Regions from separate parts of the Mus musculus genome. Here region 1 is linked to region 2. Evidence: chromatin loops called from intact Hi-C (ENCODE). Cell type or tissue: left cerebral cortex. All regions are shown on one strand. Each heading gives the region's core, and the rest is flanking DNA. Links, peaks and the distances in the headings are about the cores only.

Region 1 (2,922 bases), core at 201-2,700, 66 kb after region 2:
ATTCTGACTGAACTTTACTGTCTGTCACAATCAACTCCACAAGTATTCATGCATGCTTATATACATACACATATACCTACACACAAACATATAGACAAGCAAGTAGATGCATTTGGATGGAGTGATGGGAGAATTGGGGAAAGCTCCCCAAGCCGAACTATTCAACCATCAACTTTGTTTTTTTTTTCCCTGTGGTCTTTTTATACTTTCTGAGACAAAATTTCTTTAGAAAATTACCTAAAATCGGAGCTACAGAGGATGTTAATATTAAGTTCAAAGTAGTAGTTCATTATAATAAATATACTCATTAAAAGTTAAAAGCAACAGTTTTTTTTCACGGCCCGGCTTTATCATAGTGCACACCTGTGACTTTATACTTGGACCCAAATATTTTTTTCTTGAACATATAATTTCCGCATGTCTAGTTCTCTTCTTAGTGTAATTGTGAAAGCTCATTGTATTTTTTATTCTAAACTTCTTCCTTAAATATGCAAAAAGTAAAGAGTAAGTGTCAAAACCAAGCAGTCCTTCGGTATCACAAATCACAAACAACATCTGAAGTCACAACAGAAAACTACATTACATAAAATCGAAATCCAACATCATCTGCTCATCACTAACCTGGCACCCTGGCTGGAACTCTGGTCACTTTGGCTTCATGCTCCTTCTCCTCCACTCCGTCAGGGAAGTGACCCCACCTTCAGTCTATTTCAGTCACATTCAACCCTTTCTGCCAGGCTGAGCTAGGATTAATTAACCTTGGTATATGACCTACTTATCACAAGGACACCTATTTTGGAAGCCATGACTCCCCTTATAGTATATTTCCTTATATTCTTGTGCCTAAGAACTCTGAGTTATTCTTATGAAGCTCTGGCTGTGTTTGTTCTCTGTGCCTTCATTTCGTCGTTCTTTATAAGCATCCTTTCTTTTCCTTTCCAGATTGAACTCTGCTGTCAGCCATTTCAAATGAATCCCTACTTTCACATTAGACTTTTCCTCTACTATGTTCTCCTAAAATATTAGTCTTATACCCCTTAGCATTCCCCAGCATCTTCTTAACTGGCTTCTGTTGGAAGTTACAGGAATGCAGTAGACACATGCCTTCAGAAGTCAAATTTCAAGTGAATCACCACTGTGGCTAAGAGACTCTCTCTCTCCCCAGACTGTGCTAAGTCCATAGACCAATTGTGGTTAAATCTCCATAATATACACCTCGCATGGGATCCTACAGCATGAATCATGAAACCCAAAATAGGCTGGTTTCTGAGAATTGACTCTGACTGGAAACTTGAACAAGTTCCATTCCCCAAAGATTCAATTTTCTTCATTTAGAGTAGGATCACTTACTATGCTCACTCCACAAATCCATTCAAAACTTTAAATGACTTAGTACACGTAAATCACTAAGCTTGGTCCTGGCAAGTAATAGAGCTTAAACAAACAGTATTTTTTTCATTGATTACTACAATTAGAATCAACCAACTGGTGTTTCCTTAACAGGCTGATTTTTCCTGGAGCTTCCCTTTCTCTTGTGTGTAGGATAGCTGATGATTTCTTGGAAACATTTCTCTTTTAATAGTGGTTTTGGCCCTGCCTAATCTAAATTATTTCCATATTCTTTTTAGTTTCATTTATATTTTCAACAACAACACCCTCCCTTTCATAGTCCCTTTACTTTTGGGTGACAAATTCTCAATTTATTCATTTCCTCTCTTTGAGTCTACTTATTTCAAGCTTCCACACCATCTGTCCTATCTGTGTTGCTGCCAAACTTGTAGAAACAGATCATCTCATGATGCCTCCAGTTTCTCAGAATTTCCTGCTTCTCAAATTTAAGCCATATAGTCAAAGCTCAGTCGGGGCTTATTATATAAAATAGAATTGGTGGTGGTTGTATTGAAAACAGTCTCCTATATTATCCAGAAGTTTTTGTCTCAATCTGCCAATGCCATCCCACTTACCAACTACACACTTATTGTCATAGAACCCACCTCATTTACCTCTCTTCTATATAAACACTTCTGACCACTGACAGCACTGGCTTCTCTTCCTCTTTGAATCTTTCTTTCTTTTTTTTTTTAAATTAGATATTTTCTTCATTTACATTTCAAATGCTATCCCGAAAGTCCCCTAAACCCTCCCCCTGCCCTGCTCCCCAACCCACCCACTCCCAATTCCTGGCCCAGGCATTCTCGTGTACTGGGGTATATAATCTTAATAAGACCAAGGGCCTCTCCTCTTCTGCTACATATGCAGCTAGAGATGTGAGCTCTGGGGTACTGGGTAGTTCATTTCTGGTCAAAGATGGCTTTAATTTAGTTCTATCTTCCCTCTAGTAACTGATAATTTTATTCATATTGAACACTTTGATTCTTCTTTCATTAAAATCATGCACTAATTACTATATCACTCCAGAATTTCTAACTCCAGAATTTCTAAGCTTAAAATAAAGGATATTGTACCTTCCTACTTTATCATTAACACTTCCAAATAAATCAAAAAACACAAGTCATCCTGCATAGTACATTCCATTTTTGATAGCTATCACTATCCTCTCAGTTGAGATGTACAACTTATCTTTAACATCTTTCCTTCCACCTGCTCCCACAATAGCCTGTTTCTCATGTCTTCAAATCATTATGCTCTTCTAACATACAAACCATTTGTCACTTACTCTTATATTATTCTAGTTCAAGCTGGAAATGTTGCAATAGCCTATTAGTTTGATGTTCTTCCTTCAAAAACTTCTCAGCTGTTGGCCTTAGATGTTATTGATCACATTGTTAGTCATCTTAAAGATGTCTGTAGGAGCTAGAGAGATGGCTCAGCAGTTAAGAGCGCCGACTGCTCTTCCGGAGGTCCGGAGTTCAAATCCCAGCAACCACATGTTGGCTCACAACCACCCGTAATGAGATCTAA
Region 2 (2,922 bases), core at 246-2,745:
CATTCTTTGATTCATAGTGAGTTAGAAATTAATGCCTTTTGTGACTGTTTACAAACTAAAATTATGGAAATGGTGCAGGATGTATAATAGGAACATGATAATATGTCACCATGAAATTTGATCATCCAAATATATGAAACAAGTTAAGCACCAATATGAAGCAAACAGCAACTCTAAGATCTCTGTTTTAGTTTCACCTGAAGACCTCCCTTCAGAAGCTCTCTATGTCTTAAGGAAAGCCATTTTCCTCAGTCTACTTTATAAACCTTCTATTCACAGATCGCAGTCTTGCTTTCCTCTGATGTTTTTTCTCCTGAAACAACATGTACTGCACCACACACAAACCTTTCCACAATATAATCGCTAATATCCTGTGAGTTTTTCCATCCCTATCGACTGTCCCAGATAATATGACTAGTGTCATCCTATTCATTAAGGACATTCAAGAATAACAAGAAATCTTCCAAAATGTATGTTTTGGATTTAGGCACTACACAGATTGTAAATTTTCAGCTCTCACATGCAACATACCTTATCACTAATAAGCAATGCACACATATGTTTGAGTGAACACTTGAATGAAGAACAACATCCAACCTCCTAAATTTTTCATGTAGCCATTCACTTCCCCATATGAAATCATTCCTTCACACAATTTTAGTTTGTAAGGAATGTAAACAGACATGCACACACACACTGAATGCACACACACACACACACACACACACACAAACAGGCACACACACAAATAAGCAACATATCATTAACTTGGTTGTCACAAAAGGTACCAAAGGTTTGATATGTAAACTGAAGGCTTTCTCTTTGGAATGTAGTTCTAAATGCTATTTGAAATATTTTGATTTCTAAAGAATCGGTTAAGCATTTCTGAAATTTTCCAGAATGAGGCAGTGAAATTAGGAGTGTGGAACAAAACAGAACCACCCCCTCTTTCCAGTACCAGTCTCTCCACAAAACCTCCAGGTGGGCAGGAAATTCATCCTAGATAGAGAGATGAGCCATCTGGGATGGTTCCTGGCCCACGTGTGGATTCTCAGTGTGGGAGCATGCTTTAGGTGAATACTTGCTAGAGACACTCCAATTCCTTTGAGCCTCAGGGGAACCTGTTACCAGAGCTTTGACAAAAGGCAACAGAAAATCTGAGAGAATGGGACTACTAAAACAACCTTCTAATTCTGTACTGGGGAGCAACTTCCAAGCCGAGACAATGAATGAGGAAAGCAGCAAAGACCCCAGGAATCTTTAGCCCTAGACGGCCAAATCTCCTTTCTTTAATATAGATAACATGTTCTGGGTGCACATCATAAAGAAACACTTATACTCAGGAAAATTATGGGAATAGATAACAGAAAGTCACCACCTAGTGGTCAGGGAAGTCAGAGTAACATAGTAGGCCATTAGAAGCCAGAATGAAGGCAAACAAAAGTAGGTCAGGAGGAATGTTAATGGTTATCTAAGGACACATTTGCTTCAGGGAAATAAGGCTAATGGATTCCCAGTGATAACTTACTTAGAAACACACTCTTAAAAGAAACATGGTGATGTAACCTTTCTTCTCAGCAATCAGGAGGAAGAGGCAGGCAAATCGCTAAGGTCATGGCCAGCATGGTTTAAAGAATAAGTTACAGGACAGCCAAGAGCTATACAGAGAAAATCAGTCCTGAAAAAATGAAACAACAAAATCCCCCAAACAAAAAAAGGTCTTAAGAGACTCTAAGGTGATTCAGTAGGTAAAGGCACTTGCTGCCAAGCCTGATGATCAACATTCAACTGGAGAACCTACATGTAGCATCTGTAAATTGTCCTAGGAACCCAATGCATATACTGTGCATTCACACGTATACAAATACATACAACATGTACATACAAATGTAAAGAAAATTAAAGATCTCTTTTGATGTCTATTGGCTTTTTAAAAATATACAGTGTGCCAAAAATTATTTTAGTTAACAAGGCAATAAATGTAAAACGGATTCAGTGAAATTAGAAACCTAATGTTATACCTTACTTGGGAATTCGAGCTATGATAAAGACATGCACATACTAGGGAAACACAATTCATTGAAGAGTTTTGGAGAGGAGGAAAATATATGTGTTTATTTGTGCAATTTTAATTAGTAATTACCAAGTGACAAACAGAAGTTAAAAGGATCAGAGGCTAGCAGGAAAGGAAGCTTATAAAATCATGTCTCCATCAAGAGTTTACATAATAGTTGAGAGAAACAAACAAGGAAGGGAACAAAGTATATGATGTGTACTACCTGTGCTATACGCCCTACTTGTCAAAAGATAATACAACCAAGAAAGGCCAGATATTGTTTATCTGTTGGGATGTCACGAGATACCCATGGTAAGAAATTAGAGATTTGAGATGTAAAGAGGGAAAAGTGAGTCTTCATTTATCTGAGATACAGCCTTCCCAGAAGAGACTAGAGAAGAACAAAGGACAGGAAACAAAAGATAAGAATGTCTATTTTGGAAAAGCAAATCAGCTTGCCCACATTTGCTAGACCCGATGAAGGGTAGCAAGTGAGGCAGCCTGTGATATCAGTTGGGAGAAGCAGGGGCAGTAGGCCCTGAATAATGATTGGAAGCTGATCTGGGTGGGACAATTCCAATTGGTAGTGATTATATACTGAAGTTTCTCTATAGAGGTGTGGCTAGGAAGAAAGAGCAGAGACAAGTGTCTTTCTATGAAAATAGAGGAGATGTTTAAAAGAAGTCTTGAAGTTTAAAAAAAATGGTTAGGTGAAGAGTGGTATGAAATGTTTATAAATTCCAAAAGAATGATAACGTTAACTTTGAAATTATACAAAAGCCATTTACCTACGATTTAGAAATTGTTTATATGTATGAGTGTCTGTCTGCATGTGTGAATGTACAATATGTAGTGCTTGCAGAGGC

The links. Hi-C counts contacts between places; a loop is a spot of excess contacts. Peaks named below come from ENCODE experiments on the same cell type or tissue, not always from the same donor. Only the 100,000 strongest peaks of a DNase experiment are listed, where the experiment ranks them.
Region 1: a loop joins it to region 2, with 3.0 times the contacts of the local background. A loop is called at or near these places in 3 of 42 quality-filtered maps.

What each region holds. Positions count from the first base shown.
Region 1 is chr3:115,027,059-115,029,980 of GRCm38, forward strand. It overlaps a transcript of Olfm3 not described here. Among named protein-coding and RNA genes, the nearest start is that of Olfm3, 52 kb to the right of the region's middle. In left cerebral cortex, for the core only: no CTCF peak of the experiment used is centred there; DNase peaks (open chromatin) are centred at 1,222 and 1,766; H3K27ac peaks cover 1,140 bases.
Region 2 is chr3:114,961,492-114,964,413 of GRCm38, forward strand. It overlaps a transcript of Olfm3 not described here. Among named protein-coding and RNA genes, the nearest start is that of Olfm3, 120 kb to the right of the region's middle. In left cerebral cortex, for the core only: a CTCF peak has its summit at 1,383 (motif pointing left); a DNase peak (open chromatin) is centred at 1,014.